Regions from separate parts of the Homo sapiens genome. Here all the other regions are linked to region 1. A link is a loop called in an ENCODE intact Hi-C map of the cell type or tissue named here. Cell type or tissue: A673. All regions are shown on one strand.

Region 1 (2,500 bases):
ACAAACACTAAAACCTCAGAATAAAAAGATAGCTCATGATGTAGGATTGTTTCCAATTATTGGCAGAAGGACAGAAAGATCATCATATCAGTAACAAAGAACAATCATGCTGCAAAGAACAATCAATGGAAATGCAATTTTCAATGTTACAAATCATTAAGCTGAAGATATATGAGTATCAGTTTCAAATATAACATGTAATCAGAATCTGCTGTAAAACCAGATAAAAAATAACTTTGAAAAACTGTACTAAATCAACGAGTTATTTATTTACTAAAATAAAAATCTGACTTCTGGGTACAGTCATTCTGAAGGCTCTATCGTAGGGAATGAAAATGAGACTTCATCTCTTAACTTTAGAAATACAAAAATCTTCATAACAATCTTATGGGGACTATAATTATCATCCCCATTTCACAGATAAGCAAAATGAGAAACAAGGTATTAAGCAACTTATACAAGGTCAGCCCATTAGTAAGTGGTGCAGCTGGGATGTAAACTCTGGCAGTTTAGCTCCTGAGTCCAGCCTCTTAGCGACTACATTACACACCTCTCATCTGGATAAAACATAAAACTGTAGAAAATCCAGGAGTCCTTTCTAAAGAGAGAGGTTTTAGCTGGGTTTTGGAGGTACGTTGTCTTTTTTTTTCTTTTTGCCTCTTTCTACTATATGCCCTTATTTATAACCTAAAATATTAGATATGAAATTCTGCCTTCTGTTAAGCAAATGACCCATTATGCCTGATGTCCATAAGGGCCATTCCATCTGGAAACCAGAGCTAGTCCCTTAATTGTTCCATGCTAATAGTTAATAGAACATTTGATAGAATTCCTTACATATACCTTTGTTATTTAGCCTTATGACATTTCATTAGAATTATTTAGATGACTTTTTCCTGTACTAGAATTTGAACTCATGGAAAGTGAGGATGTTATTAATAATTTGTTTCTCTGTTATCTAGCATAGCAATTGACACACAGCTGACACTCAACATACATTTGTTAAATAGAAATTACATGCCACAAAGAAAGAAAGCCTGAAAGAAACAACCTTAGCCTGCATATTAAACGCACAGATAATTGCCTGTTTTACACTAAATGAACTTTTTAACAACAATGAAAAAAATTTTTGGACAACTTTCCTGACCTCTATCCTTTATTCCTCATGTAAAATAGGTCAAAAAGTCTGAACGATCCTTTCTCAGACATGTCTCCTGAATCTGGATCATCACCATGCCACCCGGGGTAGGCTCTGGTCCTAACCGGCCTGGACTCTGAGCAACGGTGTCCTGACTGCTCTCCTGACAACTGTCACTCCCAGGCCCGGCCACTCGCCGTCTCAGCGCCCCCTCGCGGCCCTTCTCTACCCACCTCGGGACTTCCCAGGCCTCCTGGCTGCGCCGCAGACCCTCCCCGTCCCAGATCCCGCCAGGGCCCACTCGGGCTCCAGCCGCTGCCTGGGACAGCCAAAGGCCGGCCCGGGCGGTTCTTCCCCAGGTGGTCCGGGGCGTCCCGGGCCGCACTGGCCTGGCCCATGGGCCCCGAAGAAGGCGCTCACCCAAGGACCACTGTCCGAGCGGCTTCCCCCGGCCCGGCCTGGTGCCGCGTCCCCACCAGCCCGGGGTGGCAGGTTCTACTCGGGAAGCCTGTTTTATGTCTTCTTTCACGCCCATATCACACCGACAAGGGTGAAGCTGTGGAACTTATACCTCGGCTGGGCCCCGCCGCCAACTCCTAGGGCACGGGAACTGCGCACAGGCCGGGGTTCCGCGAGGGGCGGAGCTTCCCGCTCTGCCCTCGGGCAGGTGAGCCGGAGCCTGGCACGTGGGCCTGGGTGTCCTGACAGCCCTGGCCCCCGCCGCCTCTGTACCAGGGAGAGCGCCTGGAAGGCGCCGCTGCCTCTCTCTCCCTACGTGCCCACCTGCCTCTAGGAACTGGTGAGTTACTTCAGTTCTATGTGAGTCTCCAGTGCCACAATTTAGTGTGTACACCAAACGGTGTTATTGAATAGATGAAGATGATTACCACCTGGTAATGAGTTTCCTTAGTCCCGTTCTTATAGAACCTGAAACTCAACGCTAACCACCCCCCCCCCCCGACTTAGAATCACAAACTAGATAGAATCTTTCTGACAATCGGGTGAGTTGGGTTTAATATGCAATGAGGAAATTATACTTTACTCCAAAAACTAGTGCTTGTTATTTTCCTCACAACAAAACTCTCAGATAGACAAAGTTGGCAACCCTATTCCACTCAGCTAGTCGATAAAAGAACCAGGATGGAACTATGATGGGAACCCACATCTTCAGCTTCCTATTGCAGTGTATGTTCTATTACATATGAAAAAGAGACAATAAAGTAGAGGATAAGTAGGACGCTAAAGAAGTAAGGAAAGGAGAGAATCCAGTGTTTGTAAGGAGCTTTGTTTTATTTTCCCAAAGCTTGGAGATTACTTGGCAAAGTGTGATGGTGCTACACAGCCCGTAAGAAATTTGTAATC
Region 2 (2,500 bases), 320 kb before region 1:
AACCAATACATTGCAGATACCATTGTACTACAACCCAGTTTAATTTTCAATAGTTTCCATGGGGCTTTGATCATTTACTGATATTAGCTGATAAATTTGTGTGTGTGTGTGTGTGTGTGCGCACACACACAATGTGTCTGTAAGCTTTGTTAAATTATCTTTAAGGATGAAGGAAACCATGTAATTCTTTGAAAATGCAAGGCATAGAATAGGACTTAACAACTGTCTTGAAGACAAATTGGCTTTGAGAAAATGAAAGTAAAATTAACTGCAAAGAAAATATAGGATAAAGGAATGATCAGGAAAGAGTACTGATTTTCCCAACTTGAAGCGTAGTTTTTAGAGTATTAATGAATTTGTGATTTATTAAAAATCTCAATTCTCATTGATTTTCACTGAATTTTTCAGCCACCTTTAAATCTTGAAAAGCCTAGAGTTCTTGTTCCAGGTGATGTTGTGCAATGAGAAAAGAGAGTTTTATGCAATTGCCCCCAGATGACTCCTTGGCTGATACTCCTGTATCTTTATGCTATATGAATTCACTAGATAAACAATGAGGTCTCCACTCCACTTGAGCTACAATCACATTTGGAATCATCCCTCTTAACTAAATTTCTTTCCTAACTTAAAAACTCAGAAAATAAGAATTGATAAAAATAAAATTGAATTATAATCTGTAAAATTTACCAAGATGAGTACAAGTCCAACAGAAAACAATAATGCTAATCATGAAAAATTTGTAAATTACTTCTTTCCTTCTCTTGATTTAGCTATTTTCCTTCTACTTCTACACAGCACACATCAGAGTAGAGTGTTGGCAAAGTTCTGGTGAAATTGCAAAGAGTATATAGCCAAGTGGGAGGATCTAAGCCAACAAGATTGCCTTGTGTTTAGCGAGGAATCCTGAGGTAATCCTGGCTAAAGCAAGTTTATGGCTTAGTGTATACAAATAAATGATGTAATGAGGTCTGTGATCATTACCAGTAAGACAAAAGTGCATTTTAATGTAGGATTCTCATCTCTGTGATAATTCTCGGCAAGCCTGTGATTTGAATCAAGAGTTCTGGCCCATGAGGAGATGTGCATCTGCTACATCTAACACAGGTCTGTTCATTACTCCATGCAAAGGCTGGCAAAGGGAAGAGAAGAACCTCAATTGAAGATTTGGACATCATCATCAACACCTGTTTCCAGTTGAAACCTGCTGAACCAATTCCTGTTTTCAAAACTAACTGAGAAAGTTAAGTTTTGCGGCAGATGAAAAAACACAAAGGGTCTCTCCTGCCAGAGGAGAAGTTGGGTAATATACCTCACAAAAAAAAAAATGTCATTTAAAGAGAAAAACAGTCATCTGCCAATATGGCAGACAGAGATTGCTGCCAAAATTCCAACAGTGCTCCAACTTCCAATCTGCTCCTTGACCAGAAGGGGGACACTACCCCTACTAACAAGATTGGTGAGCCTAGAGAAGCTGTCCATTACAGCACAAGGAAGCCAGGATATGGCAAAATAGAGGAAATATAGGTTCTCAGGCATGGTGCCAACTGTAAAGGAGGAGCAGAGCTGCTTCCGACTAAGGCTGAAGACACGTAAAGCACACAGACTTAACAACAGTGGTGACAAGATGTCCAGACAGGCAGTTTGATCACAGATCTCATCTGGCAGGTCTCCATTCTCTTCTGGCTTAGATACCAGATAAAGATCTTTGTTTCTCCTTCCTTCTTGTCTGATTTTGGGAAAGGTTTCCCCACTGCTGCCCCTCCATTATTTTGACTGACAATCCAAATTGTGTCTACAGGCACAATCAATGTTACTGTAGTCTTTGGACTAACTAACGACTGCCCTTTTAACCAGCCAACGACAGTTGCTGTACTAAGAAAGACAAAACCACCAACTTAGAGTCAGAGGTAATTTGTATTGTATTTTTACACAAATCGAGTTCTAATTTTTGCTACTACATGCAATAAATCACTAAATTTATCTTGTAGTTTGAGAGGCAGTACACTGAATGCAGTGGTTCTCAAACTTTGCTGTACACTTGGAATCATGGGGGAACTTTAAAAAGTACTGATGCCTCACTCCAAACTCAAACATGCTGATTTAATTGATCTAGGGTGTAATCTGGACATTAAGATTTGTAAAAACTCACCAAGTGATTTTATTGTGCAGGTAGATGTGGGAACCACTGTCATAGTGACTAAACGAATGAGTTCTGTAGCCTCCTTAGTTCAAAACTCAGCTTCACCATTTTCTAAGTGGATGACTTTGGAAAGATTAATTCACCAACTAATAGTAATGATTTCAGACAGTTACTTTGAGGATTTAATACAAGAGCATAGGAAAGTGCCTGGTACATAGCAAGTGCTCAATCAATGTGAGTTTTAAAATGAATCATTTATTAAAAATATGTATAAGTACTAATCCAAACAGACGAAAACTGTTTACATGATTTTCTTATTAATTTCTTAAATGAATTCCATTCATCTGATATATATTTACT
Region 3 (2,500 bases), 270 kb before region 1:
ATAATATTCTTTGTTTTTCTGTGTCATTACTATTACCAGTGAGTTTTTCACCTTCAGATGATTTCCTGTTGTTCATTAATGTTCTCTTTTGTTTCAGATTGAAGAACTTCCTTTAGCATTTCTTGTAGAACTGCTCTGGTATTGACAAAATCCTTCAGCTTTTGTTTGTCTGGGAAAGTCTTTGTTTTGTTTCTCCTTCATGTTTAAAGGATATTTTCACTGGATAGATTCTAGGATAGAAGTTTTTTCCTTTAGCACTGTAAATATGTTATGCCTCTCTCTCCTGGCCTGTACAGTTTCTGCTGAGAAGTTTACAGTCAGATGTATTGGAGCTCTTTTGTATATTATTTGTTACTTTTCTCTTGTGGCTTTTAGGATCATTTCTTTTTCCTTGACCTTTGGGAGTTTGATTATTAAATGTCTTGAGATAGTCTTATTTGGGTTAAATCTGCTTGGTGTTCTATACTCTTCTTGTACTTGAATATTGATATCTTTCTCTAGGCTTAGGAAGTTCTCTGCTCTATCCCCTTAAATAAACTTTGTATCCTTATCTCTCTCTCTCTCTCTCTCTACTTCCTCTTTAAGGCCAATAATTCTTAGATTTGCCCTTCTGAGGCATTTTCTAGATCTTATAGGCATGCTTCATTCTTTTTTATTATTTTTCATTTTGCCTCCTCTAACTGGGTATTTTCAAATAGCCTGTCTTCAAGTGCACTAATTCTTTATTCCGCTTGATCAATTCTGCTGTTAAGGGACTTCAGTATGTCAATTGCATTTTTCAACTCCAGAATTTCTACTTCATACTTTTTAATTATTTTAATCTCCTTGTTAAATTTTTCTGATGGGATTCTGAATTCCTTTTGCTGGGCTTCCTCAAAACAGCTATTTTGAATTTTCTGTCTGAAAAGTCACATATCTCTGTCTCTCTGGGATTGGCCACTGGTGCCTTATTTAGTTTGTTTGGTGAGGTCACATTTTCCTGGATGGTCCTGATGCTTGTAAATGTTCATCTGTGTCTGCACATTGAAGAGTTAGGAATTTATTGTAGTGTTTGCAAATCTGAGCTTATTTGTACCCATCCTTCTTGGGAGATTTTCAGGTTTTCAAAGGGTCTCACTCAGGTGTTGTGATATAAATCTTTGGTGACTGCAGCCATATCTGCATTAGGGGGCACCACAAGCCTAGTAATGCTGTGGCTCTTGCAGACTCATAGAGGTACTGCCTTGGTGGTCTTGGGTGAGATCCAGAATTCCTTGGGAATACGATGCAGAAATGTTGGTTCTCATCCTTTACTTTCTCTCAAACAAATGTAGTCTCTCTCTCTGTGCTGAGCTGCCTGGAGCTGGGGTAGGGGTAATACAAGCACTGCTGTGGCCACCAACACTGGAAGTGCACTGAATCAGACCCAAAGCCAAGAGAGCACTAAGTCTCACCTAAGGCCCACAGTGACCACTGCCTATCTATCATCAATGTTCACTCAAGGCCCAAGGGCTCTTCTGTTCGCTTGTGGTAAACGTTGCCAGGCCTGGGTCTCTCCTTTCAGAGCAGTGGGCGCCCCACTCCCCAGGGCAGGTCCAGAAATGCTGTCCAGGAGCCAACGCCTGGAATTAGGGACCCCCAAGAGCTTAGTACTCTATCCCACTGTGACAATGCTGGCACCCAAGCTATAAGACAAAGTCCCCTTTACTCTTCCCTCTCCTTTCCTCAAGAAAAAGGAGTCCTTCCCCATAGCCACCACATCTGGGAATGTGCTAGGTCACATCTGAAGCCAGCCCAGCTCTGAGTCTCAACCAAGGTCCACAATGAGTATAACCTGGCTACCACTGCTGATTATTGAGGACCTAAGGGCTTATCAGTCAGCAAGTGACAAGTTCTGCTGGGACTGGACCCTTCATTTCAAAGCAGCAGGTTCCCTTCTGGCTCAGGATGTGTCTAAAAATGACATCCAGGAGCAAGGTCCTAGAATGGGGGCCTCAGGACTCTCACAGGTGCCCTGTTCTACTGTGGTTTAGCTGGTATACAAGTTGCAAGACAAAAATCCTCTTTCCTCTCTCCTCTTCTCAAGCGGAATGAAGGAGTCTCTCCCAGAGCTGTGAGCTGCACCACCTGGGGTCAGGGGAGGGGTGAGGAAAGCACTCCCTTGGCCACCCATGCCGGTGTGTCACTAAGTCACATGTACTCTAAGTCCACTGGCTCCAAACCCAGCATGGAAACAAGACTTGCCCAGAAATTGCAGTCCTTTTGCTTTAGACTGCCTTTCAAGTTAATTTAGGACCCCAGGGTTCTTTAGCCCACAGTGGTGGGGCTTGCCAGAACTCAGGTTCCAACCTCTAGGATGGGCAATTCACCTCTCATTGAGGCTGGTCTAAATGCTTCCTTCATAGGCCCTGCTGAGTTCTGCTCCATGTTGCTTTCCATTGTGACAAGGCAGCACTGAGTTCCAATACAAAGTCCTACAATTACTGAATTTTCCCACCCCAAAACTCATAAATTTTCTCTC

Evidence for each region. A loop is a pair of places that touch in the nucleus more often than their neighbours do. Peaks named below come from ENCODE experiments on the same cell type or tissue, not always from the same donor. Only the 100,000 strongest peaks of a DNase experiment are listed, where the experiment ranks them.
Region 2: it touches region 1 in a loop (2.8-fold over the local background); 3 of 110 quality-filtered maps call a loop at or near these places.
Region 3: it touches region 1 in a loop (2.4-fold over the local background); 5 of 110 quality-filtered maps call a loop at or near these places.

The regions. Positions count from the first base shown.
Region 1 is chr1:83,859,261-83,861,760 of GRCh38, forward strand. It overlaps LINC01725 (long intergenic non-protein coding RNA 1725), which reads right to left and starts at 1,736. Exons shown (of 3, transcript NR_119375.1): 1 at 1,559-1,736. It overlaps LOC101927560 (a long non-coding RNA gene), which reads right to left and starts at 1,286. Exons shown (of 3, transcript NR_119374.1): 1 at 1,148-1,286. RefSeq lists silencers at 1,415-1,594, 1,695-1,824. In A673, CTCF peaks have their summits at 1,358 (motif pointing left) and 1,557; a DNase peak (open chromatin) is centred at 1,351; H3K4me3 peaks cover 523 bases; H3K27me3 peaks cover 948 bases.
Region 2 is chr1:83,544,203-83,546,702 of GRCh38, forward strand. All of the region lies in intron 2 of LOC107985043, which reads left to right. Among named protein-coding and RNA genes, the nearest start is that of LINC01712, 99 kb to the left of the region's middle. In A673, a CTCF peak has its summit at 1,440; a DNase peak (open chromatin) is centred at 1,449.
Region 3 is chr1:83,592,093-83,594,592 of GRCh38, forward strand. The region is part of intron 2 of LINC01725 (long intergenic non-protein coding RNA 1725); the gene reads right to left. Among named protein-coding and RNA genes, the nearest start is that of LINC01712, 150 kb to the left of the region's middle. In A673, a CTCF peak has its summit at 1,166 (motif pointing right); no DNase peak of the experiment used is centred here.